Regions from separate parts of the Homo sapiens genome. Here region 1 is linked to region 2. Evidence: chromatin loops called from intact Hi-C (ENCODE). Cell type or tissue: PC-9. All regions are shown on one strand.

Region 1 (8,000 bases), 110 kb before region 2:
CACTCGGCCAGGCTGCCTCCCGCCTCTGCCCTGCAGTGCCAGCTTTGTGTTGCCCAATTCATCTGCAGCCACTAGAGGTATCTTCCTTGAGAATCTCCTGTTGGAGGCTCCCGCTGCCCTCAGGACATGGCCCAGACTCCTTAGAGAGGCACATGAGGTGCGTCCCGAGCCCTCCTCCAGCCCTCCCTCTCTGGCAGGTGACCATGCAGCAGCCGCAAAGCACTTGGCGGTCTCTTCTGGCTCGAGGCTGACGCCCACGCGAGCCCCCACCTAGAACCTCCCCAACCTGTGTCCACCGGGTGTGCCCCCAGAAATCTTCTCCAGGAAGACTTCCTGAACAGCCCTCTGCTCCTGTGACGGCTCTGGGCCCTTTCACATTTGCCTCCCTGCATTGCACTGAGCTAACCCAGGGCTGGGGCGAAAGCGCTTATTGATTCAACCTTCAGCAAACACTGAGCACTAACTATGCACTTGTATTAGTCAGCTCAGGCTGCCGTCACAAAATACCACTGACTGGTGACTAGGCAATAGAAATGAATTTTCTCACAGTCTGGGTGCTGGAAGTCCCAGGTCCAGGTGTCGACAGGGCTGGTTTCTTCCGGGGCCTGTCTCCTTGGCTTGCGACCTCCTCACTTGGTTGTCCTTCTGTGCCCCTGGGGTCTCCTTGTGTGTCCACATCCCCTTTTCTTACAAGGACACCAGTCAGGTTGGGTTAGGGTCCACCCTAATGCCCCATTTTAATTTAATGACCTCTGTAAAGGTCCTGTCTGCAAATGTAGTCACATTCTGAGGTCCTGTAACGCATGAATTGTAGGGGGTGGGTGGGGGACACCATTCAGCCCACGACAGTAGTAAACATGCCCAGGCGTCATAGGACAGGCCCAGTCCCTACTCTCACCGGAGCTAGCCCGGTGGGGTGCAGACTTTGAACGTGCAGTTCACGTGGGGCCCAGGTGAGCCAGTGCCAGGCCTGAGTCGCTTCCCTGGTGACCAGCTGCAGCCTCCTGTCCATCCTGCGCCCTCCTCCTTTCCATCCTCCCTGCTGAGACTTGCCTGCACGTGAGGCCCGCCCGCGTCAGTGCCCCTTTGTGAGATTCGCCCATGCCAGTGCTCCCGCATGAGAAGGTACGCGCACATCACCCCTGCATTCTCACGGGACATAGGGTGTGATGGTTCATTTTATGTGTCAACTTGACCAGGCCATAGGGTGCCCAGATATTTGTTCAGGTATTATTTTGGGCTCATGAGGGTGTCTCTAGATGAGATTAACATTTGAATTGAATTTGAATTGGTAGACCCCATAAAGCAGAGGGCCCTCCCCAACGGGGGCGGGCCCCATCCAATACATTGAAGGCCTGAACATCACTAAAGGCAGACCATCCCTCCAGCAAACCAGAATCGAGGTCAGGATTCCATCCGGTGGTTTCCAGAGGGTACCTTGCTCTTAGAAGATGCTGAGCAGGGAGGGGGGAGGAATAGCATCGGGAGATATACCTAATGCTAGATGACGAGTTAGTGGGTGCAGCGCAGCAGCATGGCACATGTATACATATGTAACTAACCAGCACAATGTGCACATGTACCCTAAAACTTAAAGTATAATAAAAAAAAATAAAAAAAACAAGACCATTTCATAATATTGTTTAAAACAAAACAAAACAAACAAAAAAAAGAAGATGCTGAGCAAATGGCAGCCGCCGTGCTGGGGCTCCTGCAGAGTGGGGTGGGGGGCGGGGTGGAGTGCACAGAGAATCCTGCTGCAGCAGAGGATGGCAGAGCCCCACCTGCTTCCATTGGCAGGATCTGTGTGGGTCCTTATTCTGGGCTTTTATTCACATTGTTCTCCCCCACCAAAAACCTGCTCTTTCTTTAAAGCCCGGCCACAGTGCCCTCCCCCTGTCAGGAAACCTTCCAAGGACTTGGGTCCGCCTCGATCTGCACCTTCCACTAACCCCTGGGACGTGTTCCCACTGCCGTAGATGGTTTCATGCATTATGACGACTCACTCAGAGCAGGCACTGGGAGAGAGATGAATGGTACGCCTGTGGGAAGCAGGCAGCAGGTCACTGCAGTCTTAGGCCTGGTCATGACAGCCCAACCTGGCTTTCTCACAGCTGTGCTTTGATGATGCCTGGGCTCACGTGTCCAGCAATCTATCCCTTCAACAAATACCAAGCACCAGACCCTGGGCTGGGCACTGGGAAAAGACAGTGGCTCTCCAACTGAGGCACTAAAGAAGCGCAGCTTCAATTGTGACAGGGGCTGCAAGAGTGTCGAACAGTCTCCTTTCATAGCGCGTGCATCATGCCTTCAGCACCCTTGAGCTCCGCAGGGGCTACTGAAAACCTGAATTCTGCCCAAACATCTGGCCCCCCATCTCCTCTCACCTCCTACTTCACCAGGACCTTCAGACAGGAACTCCCTCAATTTCTCACCCTCAATCCTTCCAGCCTGCACCTGCACCCACCTGCTCCTGTCTCCCTCCTGGACAGTGAAAGAAGCCCATCTCCTTCCAAGGCCAGCCCTCCACCTGTGAGCGACGCTGCCCATTCCACTTCCACAGGGACCTCACGCTCAGGCAATCCTCAGTCTCCTGCATCTTCCACCTCTCCCTCCCTGCCACCTCCTTTCCCGTAGGCTCAAGCCTGACCCATCCTAAAAGAAAAAGAAAATGCCCGAATTCCAGATACCTTGTTATTCATTATTCAGCTAAGTTATCTTCAAACATTTTGTTCACATCTCCCCAAAGAACACGGAAAAAAATCTGTATCAAACTATCAAGTTGATTTCTAAATTTTTTCATCTTAAGTATTTACAGATGCAAATAATATAATTTTCAACAAATAGCTGAGATGCTTTAAAATAGAACAATTACATCACTCCTTCAATGATCTTAATAGAATTCAAATACAGAAAAATGTAGTACCCACCATTATCCATTTTGAAGTGGAACATGCTTTCTTTTAATGTTCGGAAATACAGCTGGCCCTCAAACAACACGAGTTTGAACTGCAAGGAGCCACTTATAAAATGGGTTTTTTTCAACCAAACATAGACTAAAAATGCAGTGTTTGTGGGATACTCCCAAATATACTGAGAGAAAGCTATATTCTTACTACTTCTTCTAAAACCTGCATTTTCATGTCCCTTCACTCAGAATGTTATCCTAAGGTAGTATGTTTATGCTTGAAATTCTAGAGAATAACTATGATTTCACATACAGAACTAAATTAAAATATATAACAAAAAGATGCCTGGAAAAATCTGAATATTTGGAAATTGAAAAGCATTTTTATGAATAACTTGTAGGTCAAAGAAGACATTAAAAAGCAAATTGGAAATACGTTGAGCTGAATAATATGGAAAATACAATATCTGGAAATTTTTTAGATGCAGCTAAAGCAGTGCTTGAGGGAAATGCAGAGCTTTATGCTGTGTTAGAAAAGAAGGGAGATTGAAAACTGATGATCTAAGTTCCCAACATAAGAAACTAGAAAAACAAGAGCAAGTGAAATACAAAGTAAGAAGAAAACAATACCAGGAAAAGCAGAATGAATGGAATCGAAAATTGTCAAACAATAGAGAAAATCAATAAAACCAAAAGCTGGATCTTTGAAAACATCCATAAAATTGCTCAATCTCCAGCTAGAAAAAACCCCACACTTTAAGGATAACAGCAGTGACAGATAGGACATCACTACAAGTCCTACAAAGGGAGATAAAGAAAAATTATGAATAATTTTATACCAAAAATGTTGACAGCTTAGATGAAATTATTTCCATGAAAGACATGAATTATTAAAATGGACATAAGAAGAAATAGAAAATCCTAATAGCCCTATATCTATTAAAGTCGAGGCCGAGCTCAGCAGTTCACACCTGTAATCCCAGCACTTTGGGAGGCTGAGATAGGAGGATTCCTTGAACCTAGGAGTTCGAGACCAGCCTGGGCAACAGAGCAAGACCCCATCTCTACAAAAAATAGAACAATTAGCCAAGGTGGTAGCTCATACCTGTAGTCCCAGCTACCCAGGAGGCTGAGGTGAGAGGATTGCCTGACCCCAGGAGGTTGAGGCTGTACTGCGCCATGATTGTGCACTGCACTTCAGCCTGGGCAACAGAGCTAGGTCCTGTCTCTTAAAAAAAAAAGAAAATAAAAGAAATTGTCTTCCACAAAGAAAATTCCAGGCCTCAATCATCAATCTTATCTTTCTCTAAAGCATGATTCACCCGGCAGCCAAAGTGATCTTTCTGGAGTGCAGCTCTGTCCTGCCATTCCCCTACCTGAAATTCTTCAGGGGCTTCCTCCCCAAGATGGCATTCGAAGCAACTGATGAGCCAGCTGGTGCCTCTTGACACCCTCATCTCTAACCACCATCCTTCCCCACTCTGTGCCCCCTCACACCCACACATCACACACTACTGCAAATTCAAGGCAGTAAGTTTGTTGAGCATTTGTTCAGAAAAGTTATAAGAAATAACATTTAAGCAGAGCCTCAAACGCTGAGTTGGGTGAGCCAGATGGAGAAGAGGTGGAAGAGCTCCCGGCAGAGCCAACTACACGTCTAACCTCCTTCCAGAGGTGAGAAAATCCCCACACATCCAATTATCCACCCCAGCAGCTCTCTGGCGGCAGTACCCCCTCCCCCCACCAGGGGGCATTTTGGACTATGTGGGAGCGTGAGTTGTCAGTCACTAGGGGATGTCACTGACATTTAGTGGGCCCAAGTGTCTGACATCCAGCAGTGCCCGGAACAGGCCCCACAGTGAAGTGCCTGTTCTCTCGGGTTTGCCTCTGGAAGGAGGTAACTTGTGCAGTTAGCTCTGCCGGTAGCTTCTCCACCTCTCCTCCACCTACCAGCGTTTGAGGCTCTGCTTTTCTCGGAAACCTTTCTGAACAAATGCCCAAGAAACTTACTGCATTGAATTTGCCTCCCCCACCCCCACCTTTTCTTAAATAGAAGTCAAGTTAAATTCCATGAGGAGAGACTTTTAACTTGAATATACTCTGAAAAACATTAAGGAGGGGAGAGGAAATGGTAATGTTTACTCTGTAACCATGGCGTCCTCCCCACTCCTGAGAGAGGCTTTCGCCTGCTCTTGGTATTCTTGAGCTGTAAGTGGTTTCCCTGGAGCTGCTGGCTCACACCTGGGCCTGCACAGTTGCAGCAGCTTCCCGACGCCCGCTCGCCTCTCCCCTTGCCGCCTCCTGCTTCCTCATCCCCATTCATCTTTGCCTTTCATTATATTAGTCCATCTTTCCGTCGGAAGCACCAGCACTCGCCAGGCTCTCCCCCTCCCTGCTCCCAGTCTGGGAGCCCATCTACCTGGGGACCCCCGGCCCTGCTCCCCAGGAAGGTCCTTGGGAAGAAAGGTGAGACCGTTCTTTAACCAAGGGAAGGGCAGGAAGTGTCCTGGAGTTTGCCCCATCTGGTTTGCCAGGACACACAGCAAAGAAGCACTTAGCTTCCGTCTTGGTATCTTTTTTTTTTTTTTTTTAATTTTGCATTAGTAATTATGGGCTGTGGTGTTACTGAAATCTGAAAAACTCAAGGAAGAAGTCTGCCTGCGCCGTGGTCATTGATTCTTTGCTTCTTTAAATGTATAGCTGAGTCTAAAGACTTGTCAGTCAAGGCAGGAAGATTAGCCTCACCCATGTGAAAGGAAGATGGGGAAGAAAAAAAAAAGCCTTGTCTGAACTTGAAAATAAAAATGCTGATGTGGTTTTTATTCCAAAAACATATCTTACTGATTAGGAGCATGGAGCACCACTGGATCGTGGGTGGGCCAGCTGTACTTGGCCTCCCCACTCTGCTGGGCCAGGCTGTCCGCCCGCAGGATGTCAGAGGCAGGGGCCCAGTGGGATCTTTGCTGATGGGTGTGGCGTGTGCACACGTGCACACAGGCACTGAGACGGTGCCCTCGGTCAGCACATTCACCTTCAGGCAGGAGACAGAAGGCGAGTCCCTGTGGAAGCAGCATGGACCCGGAGTCAGATGGGGCTGGGTTTGAACCTAGAGCTGTCATTTACTAACTGAGTAACCCTGGGCAGGTGACAAATGCTTTGAGCCTTTGTTTCATTGTCTGTAAGACAGGGATCGTGGCACCTACTTTGTTGAGGTTGATGGGGTAATGCATGCACAGCCCATGGCCCCGCCGACACAGGATAGACGCTCCATGAAAGGCCACCATGCCAGGGACTAGTGCGGTGCATGGCCATACTGCGGCCCTCTCCACCGCCCCCTACCCACCACCGCCCCCTGCCATCTGAGGCAGGCTTTGCCCAGGCAGCCTTTCCCTCTCTGGGTTTTCTCCCGAGGGTTTGGGCTGAAGGACAGGCCTTAGCCTTGGTGGGCCTCAGTGTCCATGACTGTGAAATGGAGCCGACACCTCTGCAGCTTCGACCACACAGGGCTTGTGGCTTGGCATGGCCGCAGACGCACTGCCAGGCCGGCAGCCTTCGCCAAGAACTGGATTCCTCCCGGCCTGGCCCGGCTCGGCTGGCATTCTCGCCAGTTTCATTGGGTTGAGTTCCAGAGCGATGGCAGCGATTGATAATGCTGTAATTGGAGTGACTTGGGTATTTTCTGAGGTGTTGCCACGATGACTCATACTAGGGCAAGTTGAGGGCCCGCACTGTCCAGCCGGAGTCGGTTAGAGACCCTCAGGAGGCTCACAGGCTCCAGGGCCTGGATGTTAGGATGTGAGGCCTGGGGTTACCGAGATCCCACACCCAGGAGATGCTCGCGTGGAGCCTTCGCTCACAGCGGCCTGCGCGAATGGGGCTTGCTCCGAGAGGTTCAGCTGGCACCGAGAGCTGGCACCGAGAGCGTTTCCAGCTGCAATCTGTTCCCAGCAATTAATAACTGTAAATAACAAGTCCGCTCCTCCGCCTGGCTCCGCGCTACTCTCCGCTTCCCTCCCAGCCCCTCAGCTGCTCCCCTTCCCGTGCCCACCCTCCCTCTCCTCCCCTCTTTCCTTCCATGTCGTCGAGAGGTCCCTGCCGTCCCTTCCCCGGGTCCCTCTGAGAACACCCAGCTCCCTTCCCGTAGGCCATGGGGGAAGGGACGAGCTCTGGCGCGGGGCAGGCGGGTGCTGGGGAGGTGGAGACAGCGCGCTCCCGAGCCCTGGACCACTCCCTCTGCCCCGCGCGGGGCCGAGCTCCACGGCACGTGCTTTGGCTTGGACCGGGAAGGCCCGCAGTCCCACAGTGCCCGGGGAGGACGGTCCGCGCCTTCCACGACTTCGCGCCGCCCGCGTGGCTGCAGCGCCGTGGCCCGGGGACGCGAGGCCACAGCCCGGGAGCGAGGAGCGCGGGAGGACCGGCCTGCCTGTGCCCGGCAAAGGGGGCCCTTCCGAGGCGGGCTCCCTTCCCCGCCGCTCCCGTAAGCGCGGGAGCCAGAGGACCCCAGACCCGCCGCGGCCCACCCCAAGCCCCGATCAAGTCCTGCAGCGCGGGAGGGACCCCTGCAGGCGCGGGGCCAGACGGGCGACAAAGCGGCGGACTGCGAGGGCCCTGAGGAAGCCGGCGGCGCGGGGTCAGGAGCAACCTGCTATTCGTAGGGTCAGGAGCCCACGCGTCCCCACTGCGGAGGGCGGGGTCGCAGCCAGGCCTCCCCGTTTCTAGCTGTGCGGCCTGGGGCGAGGTGCTTGACCTCTCGGGGCCTCAGTTTCCTTCTCTATGAAGCGGAGCTGATCGGCCGCGTCCCGGGGCTGCTGTGACAGTCCAAGGCGAGAACAGCAGCTCCGCGCCGCCCCTGGTGCTGGAGAACCGCTGGGGCCTCGGGAGAGGGCGCGGCGCGGCGGAGCGGCCCTGGCAGCCGGAGGGCGCGTGTGGCCAGGGCCGATCCTGCACTGCCCTCTGCGGGATGGCCCGGCCCAGTCCTCGACCCCCAGCACCTCCGCCGCCCGGCCTGGCCACCACCTCCGCTCCACGCGCCCAGGCCGCTCCCGTCGCGGGTCTCGGAGATTCTCCCGCGCCCAGGGGTGTCCCGCAGCCC
Region 2 (8,000 bases):
CTGATAACCCACCCGCGGGGGCTGCCGTCACGCTGTGGGCATGAAGGGAAAGTTCAGGGTGGTGGTGGAGCCAGCAGGAAGGGGAGGAGGGAGGAAGAGGACCTGGGGGAGCATCCAGACCCACCACCCAGATGGGGAAACTGAGGCCCAGAGAAGGGGAGGGATACCCTCAAGGTTGCCGCAAGCCCACAGCTGAGCCAGGAACAGGACCTGGGCATCCAGGACCACACACATGCTGACCCAACAAAGCTGGCCAGGCTGGTCTCAGAGCTCCTGGGTCAGGGGCGAAAGCAGGACAAGACCCAGAACAGAAGGCCTCTGGGCTTCCCATACCCGCAGGACAGCTGCACCTCTGGTCCCAAAGCTAAACTTGGAGGCAGCCCCTGCAACCTTGAGACCCTCGCTCAGGGCCCCGGGGACTCTTGGTCAACACACAGTTCTAAGCAACTGGAGGCATTGGTTTCTGCCTGGAGAGGACAGGCAGGAAACGGGACACGCAACAGAGCCCGCCCAAGGCTGGAAACCCGCCTTAGTAAAACACCGTGACAAGTGGCATGGACCCGACAGCCAGGAGTCCCTGGGCTCAAATCTGGGCTCAGCTGCTTGACCTGGGCGAGTGACTCTGCACCCTGACCTCGTCTTCCTCACTCCACCACCTACCAAGGCAGACGGGCCTCTCCTAGCTCCCCTTCTCTGGCAGCCCGAGGGGGACACAGATTCCAAAGCAGACCCTGGGCACTGTGCACACGTCAGTCCCACTAGGGAGGGCCTTCTGGGGGAAACTGAGTCCTCCAGAAGTGGGAATGCCTCATCCTGTGTCCCCCAGGCGGGGGTCTGCAGGGCAGGCAGTGCATTCTGGAGGACTTCCCAATTGGAAGGGGCTTTGCCATCTGTCTCACCACGTGGGACTGCGCGGGCCTAAGTCTCAGCTCTGGATGCCTCCTCACCCTGGCCACGCCAATACCCACTGCGCGGAGGCCAGCTGAGACACCACCAGTCCTTGTGCCCGGGCTCCCTCCGGCCTGGCCCATTCAGAGCTCCAACAGGGCACGGAAGGGTTGGAGCAGGGATCACAGTGCGGGAGGGCTCCAGAAAGCGATAGAGGCCTGCAGGGGTCATGGGATAGGACTCCAGGGGATGCTCACTCGGGCTCTTCTCCGTTGCTGCTGACACCCGGCAAGCTGCTCGTCGGGTGCGGTGGCTTCCTCCCAGGCCCAGCTCCAGGCACCTGCAGGCTTCACACTCTAAAGCTGCAAAGGCTGCTTGGGGGAGCAGGACGTTAGTGTCTTCTGCACACAGCCTCAGACCCAGCCTCGTGGCAGCTCCAGCACCTCAGCTGCCACCTGCTCCAGCCTGGGGATGGAGGAAGTGTCGATGGCCCTGTGCCAAGCCTCACTTGCCACTCTACTACTGAGACTGTGGGATGGCCTCTGGAAAGGCCAACCACTCCACCGGCTGCTTGCACAGAGAACCTGTGAGCGCTGCTTCTCTGCCCAGGCAGGGACCCTCCCCAGCATCCCCGGCCCTCACTCCTGCATCTGCTTGTATGCCTCCGGGGCTGGAGAACTCACTGCCTCTCTGCCAACAGTGGAGCTGACCCAAGCCTCAGGACCCACGCTCAGAGGACAAGAACGCCCTGGGTGAGGGGCAGGGATGGGGGAGGGGCCCCAGGCAGGCTGAGTGGGAAGACAAGGAAGGGGGGAGGGAGCGCACCTGTACCCACCCCCACCCTGCCGGCCAGCCTGAGGTGAGGCCCCCAGCCCTGCGCCAGGGACGGAGGACAAACGGTGGTTTTGTCCTTGGCCAGCGGGCGGCCCGCACCACACAATGACCCTTTCATCAGGCTGAAGGAGCCCTGGGCCGGGGTTTCATCTGACAAGGGAGGGCGCCCGGCCTCCTGTCCCTTTGGGAGGGGAGCTGAGCCCCATCTGAGCCGGACCCAAGGCTGTGTAGGGCGGCAGCCTTAGGAGCCTGCTACCGCCTCTCCATCTGCTGGGGATGACAGGGAGCAGTGTGAGCCGTGAGGGCTTGGGCTCCCACTGCATGTGGGTCCTAGTTCTGGGGCTCCCACTGCATGTGGCCCCTTCCAATTGGGAAGTCCTCCAGAATGCACTGGCTCCGCACCCTGGCCCTGGGCCGATGGCCTAGACACCCACAACCGAGCCCTCTACCTCATCCAACACCGCTATGCCACACCCAGGGTCTGTTAGGGTCCTCCGAGAACAGAGCCTTGGTCCACACCCAAGCAGGGGCCCTGGGCTCCCCATAGGCACCCACCTGCCCTGCCAGGGTGACTCAAGCCTCCGGGGATGTGGTGGGTGGGAGGGGAAGGGGCGGGAGTGTGACTTGCTTGGCCATTGTCCACTGTGTCCCCAGAGGAGCCCAGGGAAGTGTGTGAATGAGGGAACAATAATGTGCCGTCGGCGCCTCAAAAATCACCAACTTCATGATCATCACCTCGCCCCCCATCAGCACCTCCAACTGCTGGCTGGAGCCTGAGGCCCTGGGAGACCCTGATTCCACTCCCCGTGGGACTGCATAGGGGGAGCTTCCCTTCAGAGGCAGCGCGGGCACTGGGTGAGGAGCTGGAACTGGGAGGGCTGAACCCCTGGGATCCAAGGTGACCTTGGGAAACAGCCTCTTCTCTGGATCCTGGCATCCCATCGGCCCACCTCAGCAAGATGTTCTGAGCCTCCCTGGAGGGGAACCCCTGGTGAATGTGTTTGACAGTATTGTTCCCTCTTCTAGGGGTCTCTTTCATGTGCCTGTTTAGTCTGGCCAACTCCTATCCATCCTTCAAAACCCTGTCTGAGAGTCATCTCCTCTGGGAAGCCCTCTGAGATGCCCTAGGGGGTCCACCACTCCTTCCTGAATGAACACAGCCACTGGGCCTCCCTCTGTGCTGCCTGTGGCCAACCTCCCTGTTCCTGATAGCTGAGAATGGCCTGTCTCCTGCACACCGACCACACCAGGCATCAAGCTAGAGCTTCCCACAGCCACCCGGTGAGGTTTGTGCTCCCGTGATCTGCACTGGAGAGGGAAGAGCTGGGCCTTGGGACACAGCCAGGCAGTGAGGGCCCTGTGGAGTCAGGATGAGGACCCAGATCTGAGTCACTATCATGCCCTTTGGCCTCACGGGAAACCATGTTAGAAAACGGCGCATTATCCTACAGGCCTCAGTGCACAACCGTGGAGTCCAGCGTCACCCCAGGACCTCCTGTCCTCCCTCTGCACACAGACGGTCCAGGATGCACATTCTCCCCTTTAGCCAATGGTTGTTGGGTCTCGTCCACCTGGTGATGAGTTCTGGGGAGTTTCCTGTGATTAGGGAGGCTCCACTTGCCCACCTCCAGTGGGGGGTCCCCAGTTGAGATCTCATCAGATTTCCCAGCTTGAACCCCACATGCACACCCTCTATGGAACGTTCTACACTTTCAAGTGCCAACTACACGTGGCCTGATCTGAGCCTTGGGAGAGGGATCACCATCCCAAGTGACCCATGAGGAGACTGAGGCCCAGAGAGGCTCATGGACCTGCTCAGGGCACACAGCAGAGCCCCTCCCAGACCTGGATAGACGCAGACCCTCCAGGCTGGGAGTTGCCCCTCCCCCAAGGGCAACCTGAACACGCCTGAGCCACGGGGCGCATCCTGTCCCCACACGGGCCATGGTGCCATGGGAGTAGGCCTGGTTCATCTCCTCCCCCTCGAGGGTCATGGCCACAGCACTTCTGGGACTGTGGCTGGCACCGCTGACAAAGCCACAGCGGTGGAGCCGGGAAGAGGCCTGGCCTGGCGGGGCCGTGGTAAGTGCCCCCCCACCCTGCCACAGCCAGGTGGTCGGTGAGTAACCGCCCCGTCACCCATGACTCACTTGGCTCCCCAGAGCAGGCGGTCACCATGACAGGCTCCTACCGGAAGACCTGGGGGGGTCGTCAGAGCCAACCCCCACATCTGGGAGAGGAAGACTGAGAGCGGAAGAGACCTGCCTGGGACAGAAGCGCAGCCTGGTCCTGGTCAAGGCCTCAGCCAGGCCCCCATTGCAGCTGACCCAGCACCACAAGCCTTCCTCTTGGCCTGCAGTCCCCTACCTGCCCTCCCTTGGGCCCTTACTGACCCCCGCTGGCCCTGGGAGCTCCTGCACTGACAACAGAGCTCTGCACAGAGAAGGCGAGGGCTGGCCAGAGCCGCCTAGCACGGCTGCAAGTCAGCATGTAGCAGGGGCGCAGGGCGCTTCCAGGCCAACACACCCGTCCAACCTGATCAGTGGCAGGGGCCCAGGCATGCGTCTGGGATTCGGTGTGCACCGACCACAGCCCAGGACAGGGAGCTAGAGGAGCAGTCCAGATGAAAGGGGGAGGATCAGCTGTCAGCCAGCGTCTGGGATCCCAGCAATGGGATCTGGAAAGCTCCTGAAAGTTCTCTGGAGCAGAATGAAGCCTCCACCCAGCGACCCTCCTAGCCCAGGCATCCTCAGATCCAAAGGCCAATGCCATCGAGTGCGCCTGCAGTGCTGAGGGTCGGCTGACACTCACCCCCACCTCTCACAGCTCTCCAAGCACTTGCTGCTGGCTGCCTCCCCCAAGTGCAGCCATCGGGTCAGAGACATCGAAACCAAGGTCTTCTCACTTTGCATGCTTTCATTCAAACCGAATCGCGCAGGCCCTACTCCCATCTATGGTCAGCCTTGCGCCCACCAAACAAACCGGGCAAGGGAAATCTGAGACCCACCCCCCTCACTCCGGGAACGTGTCTGGGTTCCTCTCCGCTTGGGGAAGGCTGGCGTCAGCGTCTTCCTCCCTGTGGGGCAGGAGCTACTGAGGGCAAGTCAGGGATGCAGTCTGCCTTCCTGTCCCCGACGACCCAGGCCAGACCCCAGCACTGGCCCAGGGATGCCTGGAAAAACTGTTTCCTTAGGAGAATTTCTGCCAACACAGCTGGGCAGTGCACACTCCAGGAGCAAGCCTGGCGGGGGTAGTCACTGCAGGCCCGGATGAGGGGCCAGCCCTGAGGTAAACCCGGGGTCTGCAGAGGTACACTGGGCACCACCTTGCCCCAGAGGCCCCTCACTGCTGCCTTGGCATCAACTCCCACCAGGCTTCTGGGGCCCCTGCGCACCTCCCTCTCTCCGACCCTTACCCCAACCCCCAACCCCCCCACTTCCCTTGCCTCCACCTCCGCAGGACTCCTGGTCTCCCACCCCGGACACCTCTCTATGAACACCGAACCTCAGCCAGCCGGCTCCAAAACTGATTTCCCAAGCACCGGAGCTGCCAATTCTCTAGCAAGGCCTAAGGCTGAAACGCCAGGATTCTGGGGAGGGGGAGGCTTCCTGGCCTCCAACCGCTAGACGCTGAAATTCCAAAGTCCCCTGGTTGATCCAGTTCCTGGAAAGGACACCAGAAGCAGGACCCAGGGACCCTGGCACTTTATCAGCCTGGGTCCCCACTGCTCAGGCGGTCCCCACCCGCATGCGCCCTGCTGCCCCGCCCCCCTCAGGCGATGCCTCCGCAGCCGGGGCTGCCCGCCGGGCCTGGAGCGCTCTCTGTGCCCGGACCTTGTAATTATGTCCCACAGCCCGGGAAACCGCGGGCCTCGCAGCATCTGGCTGCGGTTGCGAACTTTTGTTTCAAGATGCGCGACTATTTATAGAAGGAAAACTGGTAGGATAGTAATTTCCTAGGAGCAAGAGGAGAAATTGGCTGCGTCTTTATTAAATGGGGGTGGGGGCGAGGCGATGTATTAGGACTGCAACCGCATGGGGGGAGGGGGTGGCGCAGGGAGCGGGAAGGCAGCGGCTGCCCCCTCTGGCCGCGTCAGGCGACCCCGGACGTGGCCCGCGTGTAAAGGAGGGGGAGGGGGAAGGGAAGAGAAGGGGAGGGAGAGCAGGCTCTGAGGTTTAATCAGTAGCATCCAGCTTAAATTCCCCCAAACGGCGGTTCCATAAATGAAACTTCTTTTTAAGTCAGAGGCCAGAGCATATGCGTCCCATTAGGAATTCGGCGAAGCCACCACTGCGCGCCCCCTGGGCTCACTGGGCTGGACTCGGCCCTGCCCGGAGCTTCTCAGAGCCCCGTGGGCTCTGCCTTGCCGGGCACACACACGCGCGCCCACGCTCCGCGCTCTCCCTTGGCCGAGACAACTGGGCGAACGCGGCCGCCAGCACGCAATGCGCGTCCTCCTCGCCCCCAGGTGAGGACTCGGCAGGGGCAGGGATCAGGCTACCCAGCGCGGCAGGAAGGCGCGAGAAGCCGCAGCGACTTCGGGGTACAGTCCGGGCGCTGTCCGGTGAAGCGCGGCGTGCACGTGCATGCCGGTGTTTGCACGAGGGAGCGGGTGTGTGAGTGCGGCTCTCCCAAGTGTGGCATGGTATTGCGCGCCGCGTGGGTTAATATGGGGAGGGGTCCCCCGCTGGTCCAGGACTCTGCTGGGACGCGCAGGGAATCTCGGCGCCGCTCGCGTGCCCGCGGGCCCTCGCGCTGGGCGTGCACAGCCTGCTCTACTCCCGCAGTCGAGCCGCTCTCAGGCCATCCTTTCTTTGACCCCAGAGCCAGGACTTCTCACTGCCGTAGCTGCCCGCCAAGTGCTCCACCTCGGCAGCTTAGGCTGGCGAGGCGACCTAAAGTCCCCCGGCTCCCGCGCGCGACGGTCACCCGGTGCCCCGCCCAGGGGCCTCGCTGCCGCGTTCCCTGCCCGCCCGGTTCCAGCGCTGGAGGCCCGGGGGGAGCCCACCCGCCCACCCCGCACGCCGCCCGCGGCACTCACAAGTAGCTGCCGCTGGACAGGAGGAGAAAGATCTGCGGGCAATAGACGGAGACGAGCGCGCTGCGCGGCGACAGTAGAAGCATGGTGGGCCGGCGTGCCTGGCGGGGCTGAACAGGCTCCGCGGGCCGGGCGCCTGGGCCAGCTGAGGCCGGGGTCCCCGCGGAGCTCCCCGATGCAGGGCGGCGGCGCTGGGCGCTAGGGGCCGGGTCTCGTGGGCCCGGGCGCAGTTGTCGCCCGTGCCCCGCCGCTAGGGCCGCGCATGGCGCTGGGTCTGGGGCAGCGGCGGGAGCTGGGGCTGGAGTGCGGGGCGGGGACCCGGCCGGGGGCAGCGGGCGCGCCTTGGCTGCGGTCTGGACCTCCGTCCGTCTGTCGGTGCGAACCGGCTCTGTCGCTCGCTCTGGCTCACTTCTCCAAGTCTCCCGAGGCGCGCAGCTGCCATTGGACGGGCCGCCCCTACATCCGCCTCCTCCCCCGGCGGGTTTTTTTAAAGGGGAGGCTGACCGGAGCGTGCGGTGGGAGCCGCCTCCAGGGCTTGCCCAAGTTGCCTTGGCTGGGACACCCGTACCCCCACCTTTAGGGAGCCACACAGCTCTGGCCTGGCTCCAGAAGGTGCACGTGGGGGCGGCTCCCCGGGGGAACTGCGCGGAGGCTTGTGCTCCTCTTGGGGGGCTGTGCTCGGCAACGTATGCGCGTGTGTGCATGCATGTGCCTACATGTGCCTGTGTGTGCCTGCGGGAGCGTGGGCAGTCTGTGAGGACAGGTGTGTGTGCACAGATGCATTGAGTGTCCTGAGCCTCTGCCCCCGTGTGCCCTGGGTTTAGGGAGGCTGGCTGTGGGTCGCACACAGGCACTGCCATGGCTAACCAGGCCCAGCCTTGTGCTGGTGCTGAGCTTGCACGACCCTGCCTGGGCACCTCTTTGGAGAGGCCGCCAGTGGGAAGGCATCGCCAGCAGGTGCTGCTCTCCTCACACAGAGGCTTCCCCACTCTGGCTTCCCCATCCTGCTTCTTTTGCTCTCCTTTGAGCGGTTGGCGGGGATGGGTTTGTGGAGAAGTAGACCTACAAAGACGTTCTCCCTCCTCGAGTTCCTTTTATTTTTTGTTTAAGCCCAGAAACATAGGTCTAGTGTCCCACCTCCTGTCGTTAGCCAATTCTGGTTCCACATGACCATCCCTTTACATCTGAATCACAGCACAAAGCAGGAAGATGGCAAGACAAGGGAAGGCTGGGCGGTCTG

Evidence for each region. A loop is a pair of places that touch in the nucleus more often than their neighbours do. Peaks named below come from ENCODE experiments on the same cell type or tissue, not always from the same donor. Only the 100,000 strongest peaks of a DNase experiment are listed, where the experiment ranks them.
Region 1: a loop joins it to region 2, with 8 times the contacts of the local background. A loop is called at or near these places in 91 of 110 quality-filtered maps.

What each region holds. Positions count from the first base shown.
Region 1 is chr22:45,859,441-45,867,440 of GRCh38, forward strand. It overlaps LOC105373071, which reads left to right and starts at 7,309. Exons shown (of 6, transcript XR_007068133.1): 1 at 7,309-8,000. RefSeq lists an enhancer at 7,903-8,000. In PC-9, CTCF peaks have their summits at 4,643 (motif pointing right) and 4,842; DNase peaks (open chromatin) are centred at 481 and 4,671.
Region 2 is chr22:45,965,392-45,973,391 of GRCh38, forward strand. The region is part of intron 1 of WNT7B (Wnt family member 7B); the gene reads right to left. Among named protein-coding and RNA genes, the nearest start is that of WNT7B, 7.8 kb to the right of the region's middle. RefSeq lists enhancers at 1,592-2,488, 3,185-4,384, 3,204-4,107, 3,718-4,012. In PC-9, a CTCF peak has its summit at 4,150 (motif pointing left); DNase peaks (open chromatin) are centred at 3,870 and 4,160; H3K4me3 peaks cover 1,170 bases; H3K27ac peaks cover 1,595 bases.